Regions from separate parts of the Homo sapiens genome. Here region 1 is linked to region 2. A link is a loop called in an ENCODE intact Hi-C map of the cell type or tissue named here. Cell type or tissue: B cell. All regions are shown on one strand. Region 1 overlaps B4GALT5 (beta-1,4-galactosyltransferase 5). Region 2 has its middle 10 kb from the start of SLC9A8.

Region 1 (4,000 bases), 130 kb after region 2:
CAAAAAAATAAATCATTACTGTTGTAAAGAACATTGGTAAAACAGAAGGAAAAAAGGTCATCTCACATCACTGTTACTCCCTAACAGCAAAGCAGGTTGGTAAATTTGCCTCAAGTCTGTTTTAGCCTGATACATGTTCTTATTCCTTAGCAATAGTTGTCAAGATATAGCAGAACTTTTTTCATGTTGTTAAAAATGTGATAGTCTATGCTAAATATTATACATAAGGTGTATGGTGATAAGGTTGCATAGTTTTCACTTTTAAAGATGTGTAAGATTCCGTCAAGTTTTGTGTCACAGTTTATGTGCTGTTGTTTTAGTAAGTGAAAGCAAGTTTATTAGAGAAGAAAAGAAACTGGCTACTCCACAGGCAGAGCAGCACTGAGAGCTGCTGGTTGTTGATTTTGAGTTGTTTCCCAAGATTTTGCTTTTAGAAATAATGTAAGTAAAAACTTTGTGCATAGAATAGCCTCATATTTAGGATACTTTGCTAGCTCAGAAGGTATGAGCATTTTTATGGCTATTGTTGAATTTGCAAATAGTTTTCCCAAAGGGTTTATACCAGTCTGCACGAACACCAGCACAGTTGGTGAAGTATCAGTTTCACTATGACCTTTTCTGGCTTATAGCCTTTTTTTTTGTGGTTGCAGAAAAACCAGTATACTTCTACCTTAAAAAAGCAAGGCAACTCCTCCGGCTATCACAGCATCTGTGTGCCAAGCTATAATTCTTTTTTTTTTTTTTTTTGAGGTGGAGTTTCGCTCTTGTTGCCCAGGCTGGAGTGCAATGGCGCGATCTTAGCTCACTGCAACATCCGCCTCCCAGGTTCAAGTGATTCTCCTTTCTCAGCCTCCCGAGTAACTGGGATTACAGGCATGCACCACCATGCTCGGCTGATTTTGTATTTTTAGTAGAGACGGTGTTTCTCCATGTTGGTCAGGTTGGTTGCGAACTCCTGACCTCAGGTGATCCACCTGCCTCAGCCTCCCAAAGTGCTGGGATTACAGGTGTGAGCAACCACGCCCAGCCTATGTAATTCTTTAATAAATAGCTAAATGCCTACTATTTATCAGAAGTTGATGAAGAAAAGAATAAGACTGTCTGTACTCTTAAGGAGCTTACAGTCTATTGGAAGAGAGAGACATGCTCAAATTTGTAGAGGTCATGGATAGAAGTTGGTGTATCAGTTGAGAAAGAGCCCAAAGATAGGTGTAGGCAGTTCTAATCTTGGGGGTGGGATGATACCAGGAAAAGCTAGGAAAGGGACATTAAAGCTTAGTATTGGCTGGGCATGATGGCTCTCACATGTAATCCCAGCAGTTTGGGAGGCTGAGGCAGGAGGATTGCTTGAGCCCAGGAGTTTGAGACCAGCCTGGGCAACAAAGTGAGATTCTACCTCTACAAAAATAAAAAAATTCACCAGATGTGGTGGTGTACGCCTGTGGTCCCAGCTACACAGGAGGCTGAGGCAGGAGGATTGCTTGAGCCAAGGAAGTTGAGGTTGCAGTGAGCTGTGTTTGTGCCACTGCAATCCAGCCTGGGTGACAGGACGAGACACTGTCTAAAAAAAAAGCTTAGTATGAGCGGGTGTCACAAAAGCACGTTCATACAGAGGAGGTGTCAGTGGGGGTGGGAGGCTGGAACCACAAGGCAATTCAGGGACAGGGATTGGTCGGTGGAGTGGGGGCGGTGACGGACAGAGATTAGGACGAGGGGGTGCGGAGGTGAGGGGAGCAGAGCCTTTGTTCTGGTTTCAGTTCCACAGAGGAGTGTGGCAGTGCTGGTCTTGTGCCTCTAGCACATTCCCATCAGCAACATCCGTCATACCCTGACGCCCCCCCCACCCCCACCCATTCTCCGCAGGGTTGTTTTGATAAGTGTACGTGTTCAGTTTCAATGGAACCAGCAAGGTAATTTACAGTTTTCTCCCACCCAAGCTTATACTGAGGTTATGTGGCTGTGCATGTGGATATTGGTACTTCTGAGGGTTGATAACTGGTCATGCTATTAAGAATTTTGGGGGAAGCAAAGCTGAAGCTTAGATCAGTAAAGTACTTACCATAGGCTACCCAGCCATCTAGTATCTGTTTAGACAGCATTTTCATGTCTAATCTTATGTACAGTTTAATAATTTAACAGATGGTAGACTAATAGGTCAGTGGAAATGTTTATAGGGTACTTCATAGCTGTTAATTTTTACCACTTGGATTTTTTTAATAGCTAGGAATAGTAATTAGGGTGAAAAATGAAACCTACGAATGACTTTGTGATTTTTCTGCCTCAAATGAGAAGGATTAGGAAAGCAAAAGTTTCCTCAAATCAATTTTTCCCCCAAAATATTTTTTTGTATTATTTACTTTGTTAATGTGTGTATGTGTCCCCCCTCCTCCCAGTTCTCTTTAAACACTTTTTGTATGAAAATTGTCACACGGTTGCTCCAAAATATTTAAATAGATAAGACAATGGGTGTAAATTTTGCTGCCAAAAATTCCTTGTATCTTAAAAAAGCTGTATTTTCTCTCTTAAATGTATGTTAATGTATGTAATGCATAGTATGAGTATCCAGCATTTTAAGCAGATTTAAAATGGAAAAATTCATGATTCACATTAGAGCTTCAAACTTATAAAATTTGGGGGATGCATTATAGCGTGAGTATTGGCACCCACTCCTGAAGTGGAATATTGGAAGCCTGAAATATATGACATGTTGACAGTAAAGATCCAGGTAATATTGGCCATGCGGGGTGGCTCACACCTATAATCCCAGCACTTTGGGAGGCCAAAGTGTGAGGACTGCTTGAGCCAGGGAGGTTAAGACTGCAGTGAGCCATGATCGTGCCACTGCACTCCAGCCTGAGTGACAGAGCAAGATCCTGTCAAAAACAACAACAGGCCGGGCGCGGTGGCTCACACCTGTAATCCCAGCACTTTGGGAGGCCAAGGCGGGTGGATCACAAGGTCAGGAGATCGAGACCATCCTGGCTGACACAGTGAAACCCCGTCTCTACTAAAAATACAAAAAAAATTAGCCGGGCGAGGTGGCAGGCACCTGTAGTCCCAGCTACTCGGGAGGCTGAGGCAGGAGAATGGCGTGAACCCCTGGGGGGCGCAGCCTGCAGTGAGCTGAGATCGCGCCACTGCACTCCAGCCTGGGTGACAGCGAGAGTCCGTCTCAAAAAAAACAACAACAACACAAGCCAAAAAAAAAAAAACACTTCAAAAAGATCCAAGTAAAAGGAATCAAACAAAGTGTGGGCAGCATAGTAGCTGTGGATTCAGGGGATTGAGCATCTGAGAGGCAGTAGAGCATGTTTGTTAAAAATCTGGACTCTGGAGACAAAGCCTGCTGTGAAATCTTGGCTCCACATGGTCAGATTGCGTATTCAGACCTGAGTTTTTTTCATCTCTAAATTGATGGTAACAACCTGCCTCTCAGTTATTGTGAGGATGAAATGAGATAAAACACAGGCATTTGGAAAGGTGCTGGCACATAAGGACTCAATAAATGCATTATTAGTTGTATAGGAATCCATCTCTTTATAAGCAGAATAAGCAGATTCTTTCTTTACCTGTTGTGCAGAGCAGTGAACACTGATCATCTGCTTGTTTGGGGGTAAGGTTGAATTATTTTTCAGGTTGTGCTTTTTCCACAAAATATTGGTCTAAAAAGATAATGCAGGTTTTGCAGATACTCTAGCATGGCAGAAATCAAACTTCAACATTCCTTTGGCACATTTTGTTTTTCCTTAATTTTTATTGTGTCTTATCTGTGTATTTTGTATATGGGGGAAGGAGAGAGCACTAGCAAGCATGAGCGTGAGAGGGAGCCTCCTGTTCTATTTATTCATTTTCTGCTTCTCTTCTCTTTAGATTCTCTTCCCTTTTCCCTGTTCTTTATGCCAAAAGCATGGACATGCTAAAGAGGTAGAACCTGTGATCCATAGATTGGCTCCAGTGTTTTTCTGGAATTTATTTGACTCTGTTATAAATCCCACATTTT
Region 2 (4,000 bases):
GCCTCCCAAAGTGCTGGGATTATAGACATGAGCCATGGTGCCTGGCCCAAGCAGTCTTTTTGAAGTATGTATCAGATCATGTTACTCTTCTGCTCAAAATCATCCCACGGCTCCCCATTTTACTGCAAACAAAACCCAAACTCCTCTTGGCAGTCTGCAAGGCCCTGTTTGGTCAGCTCCCTTTCCCTGAAGGGGTCTCTTGTCCCTTTTCCCCTGCATCCCAACTCACTTATCTGCTCCTTGAACATGCCATGCTCCTCCCCAGCTCAGGACCTTTGCACTTGCTGTTCCTTTGTCTATCACCTTCTAGATATACATAGAGCTGCCTCCTAGTCATAATTCAGATCCCATACAATGGAAGCACCCTGACTGAGGCCGTCTCCCACCTGCCCCAGCCAGCCACTGCATCTTCCAGCATTTCACTCTCTTGTCCTCGTGGTACCTATTATGTGAAGTTACTCTGTTTTGTCCTTTTTAAAAAAACATATTTGAAATTATTATTGAAATATGGCCCAGGCACCATGGCTCATGCCTGTGATCCCAACACTTTGAGAGGCCAAAGCAGGCGGATCATTTGAGGTCAGGAGTTCGAGACCAACCTGGCCAACATGGCAAAACCCCATCTCTACTACAAATACAAAAATTAGCCGGGCGTATTGGTGCACACCTGTAATCCCAGCTGCTTGGGAGGCTGAAGCACGAGAATCACTTGAACTTGGGAGGTGGAGATTGCAATGAGCCGAGATCGTACCACCGCATTCCAGTCTGGGTGACAGAGTAAGACTGTCTCAAAAAATAAATTAATTAATTAAATTAAATTAAATAAATATTGAAATACAACTCATATAACAAAAACTTCATTTTAACATGTGCAATTCAGTGGGTTTTAGTGTATTCACTATGTTATGCAACCATCACAACTGTCTGATTCCCAAACATTTCTGGCACCCCAACAAGAACCTCTGCACCTATCAGCAGTCACTCCCTGCTGCCCCATCCCCTGGCAGTCATTACTTTATTTTCTGTCTCTATGGATTTACGGATTCTGAACATTTCATGTAAGTGGAATAAAATCTGTGGCATTTTATGACTGGCTTCTTTCACTTAGCACAATGTTGTTTCTTTTTCAAATTTACTTCCTTGTGACCTGTCATCCCCATTAGGCTCACAGGGGGTCTAGTACCTAGACTAGCACCTGACATAAATCATTAAGTATGGATTAAGCACCTACTATGTGCTATGTCCACAGTAGCACAGAAAACTCCAAGGAAACTGCCTTTTTTATTTTATGTTTTTCAGAATTTTCAATTATTTCTTCTTCTAATTTTTATTTATTTTATTTTATTTTTGAGACAGGGTCTCACTCTGTTACCCAGGCTGGCATACAGTGGCACAATCACTGCTCACTTTGGCCTCAACCTCCTGGGCTCAGGTGATCCTCCACCTCAGCCTCCCAAGTAGCTGAGACTACAGGCACAACCACTGTGCCTGGCTAATTTTTGTATTTTTTTGTAGAGGCGGGTTTTCGCCATGTTGTTCAGGCTGGTCTTGAACTCTTTGGCTCACGGGATCTGCCAGCCCGTGTCTCCCAAAGTGCTGAGATTATAGGAGTGAGCCACTGTCCCCGGCCCTTTATTTATTTTTTATTTTTTTATTTTTGCAAACTTTTTTTTTTTTTTGAGATGGAGTTTCACTCTTGTTGCCCAGGCTGGAGTGCAATGGCGCGATCTTGGCTCACCGCAATCTCTGCCTCCTGGGTTCTCCTTGCCTCAGCCTCCCAAGTGGCTGGCATTACATGCGCCTACCACCACGCCCAGCTAATTTTTTGTATTTTTAGTAGAGATGGGGTTTCACCACGTTGGCCAGGCTGGTCACGAACTCCTAATCTCAGGTGATCCACCCGCCTCGGTCTCCCAAAGTTCTGGGATTACAGGCGTGAGCCACCGCACCCTGCCCAGGCATTTTCAATGAAGGGGAAACTTTCTCCATAACCTCTATTTTCCCCTCAGTAATCCTCAAGTCTTCCCGGTACACCCTCAACACAGGTGATGGGCTAAGGGTTCATAGACGGTTTGGGGAAGTCTCCCCTTTTCTAACTCAGCAGACATTCAGCTGTCTCTAGAGAGAGCCACAGTACCTCAGCACGAAGCCCTTAACCAAAACTGAAACAAAAGAAAAGTCCCATTACACACCTGTTTCTAAGGGGTTTTCCCGTCTCTTTGCTTCTTATTCAAGACAAATCTGTGGGACAGTTAAAATATTTGCCATAAATAAAAAGATATAGGCTGGGCGCGGTGGCTCATGCCTGTAATCCCAGCACTTTGGGAGGCCGAGATGGGTGGCTCACGCGGTCAGGAGATCAAGACCATTCTGGCTAACATGGTGAAACCCCGTCTCTACTACAAAAAAAAAAAAATTAGCTGGGCATGGTGGCGGGCGCCTGTAGTCCCAGCTACTCGGGAGGCTGAGGCAGGAGAATGGCATGAACCCGGGAGGCGGAGCTTGCAGTGAGCCGAGATCACGCCACTGCACTCCAGCCTGGGCAACAGAGCGAGACTCTGTCTCAAAAAAAAGAAGGGGCCACAGGACAAGGAATGCAGGAAGCTTCTAGTTGCAGAGAGAATCGCAAGTAAGGAAATGGGGGCTTCAGTTCTACAGCTGCAAGGAACTGAATTCTGCCAACAATCTGAAAAGAGTCCAATTCCTCCCATAGCCTCCAGATGAGGACTCCAGTGAGCTGACATCTCTGCTTCAGCCATGTGATGCCCTGAACGTATAACACAGCAGAGCCTGCATGAGCTTAGGACCTACAGAACTGTGAGCTAATACATGAGTATCACTTAAAAGGAAAAATAGATATATTCACCTTGCTGCCGTCAGTCCTCAGCTGAAAGTGGGTTTGCTTTGAGTACCCCAGGGCGGGCCAGCTCTCTTGGGCCAAGGGGTAGACAGAGAGGCTGATTGGGAGTTAAGAACCCAGACACTGGAGCCAAGCTTCCGGGGTTCAGATCTCAGCACTGCCACTTACTGCCTCTGTCATGTTGGGCAAGTTAACCCCCTTGTGCCTCAGTTTCCCTGGTATGTATTTCAGAGTATTATTTTTGGGTGAAGTGAGCTAATATTCAGAAGTTCTTTTTTCTTTTTTTCTTTTTTTAAGACAGAGTTTCACTCTTGTTGCCCAGGCTGGAGTGCAATGGCGTGACCTCGGATCACTGCACTGCAACCTCTGCCTCCTGGGTTCAAGCAATTCTCCTGCCTCAGCCTCCCAAGTAGCTGGAATTACAGGCGCCCACCACCACGCCCAGCTAAGTTTTTGTATTTTTAGTAGAGACGGGGTTTCACCATGTTGGCCAGGCTGGTCTCGAATTCCTGACCTCGTGATCCGCCCGCCTCGGCCTCCCAAAGTGTTGGGATTACAGGCGTGAGCCACCGTGCCCAGCCTATTCAGAAGTTCTTGAAGCCATGTCTGTCTGGCACATAAGTACTTCATGGATGTTTCTTAAATAAAATAACCTCCCCCAGTCAATATATATGTGCATAATGGGGCGATTGCTTCAAAGTAGGGCTGAGCCCTTCGTTGCTTCTCCTGGGTTAGAAATACCAGTTGTTAGCCTGGGCAACACAGTGAGACCCCATGTCTACAGAAAAGAGAAATAAATAGTCAGGCACGGTGGTGTGCACTTGTAGTCCCAACTACTCAGAAGGCTGAAGTGGGAGAATAGATTGAGGCGGGAGAATAGATTGAGCCTGGGAGGTCAAAGCTGCAGTGAGCTGTGATCGCACCACTGCACTCCAGCCTGGGTGACAGAGCGAGCCCTGTCTCAAAAAAAAAAAAAAAAAAAAGAAGTACAAGTTGTGGTGACATCTAACCGCATATTTTCTTGTCTAATTTAAAGCCCAAAAGGGAAGTTTCTCTCTATTTCCTAGTAGGGGGAAACTAGAAAAAGCCCAATTATCTAGTAATAGAAGAATAAGTGCAGGCACTAAAAAGGATGACTCA

The links. Peaks named below come from ENCODE experiments on the same cell type or tissue, not always from the same donor. Only the 100,000 strongest peaks of a DNase experiment are listed, where the experiment ranks them.
Region 1: it touches region 2 in a loop (11-fold over the local background); 4 of 110 quality-filtered maps call a loop at or near these places.

What each region holds. Positions count from the first base shown.
Region 1 is chr20:49,666,444-49,670,443 of GRCh38, reverse strand. All of the region lies in intron 1 of B4GALT5 (beta-1,4-galactosyltransferase 5), which reads left to right. Among named protein-coding and RNA genes, the nearest start is that of B4GALT5, 45 kb to the left of the region's middle. In B cell, no CTCF peak of the experiment used is centred here; DNase peaks (open chromatin) are centred at 583 and 1,693; H3K4me3 peaks cover 1,128 bases; H3K27ac peaks cover 467 bases.
Region 2 is chr20:49,800,831-49,804,830 of GRCh38, reverse strand. No RefSeq gene overlaps it. Among named protein-coding and RNA genes, the nearest start is that of SLC9A8, 10 kb to the left of the region's middle. RefSeq lists an enhancer at 1,761-1,890. In B cell, no CTCF peak of the experiment used is centred here; DNase peaks (open chromatin) are centred at 2,140, 2,720 and 3,880; H3K4me3 peaks cover 784 bases; H3K27ac peaks cover 1,290 bases.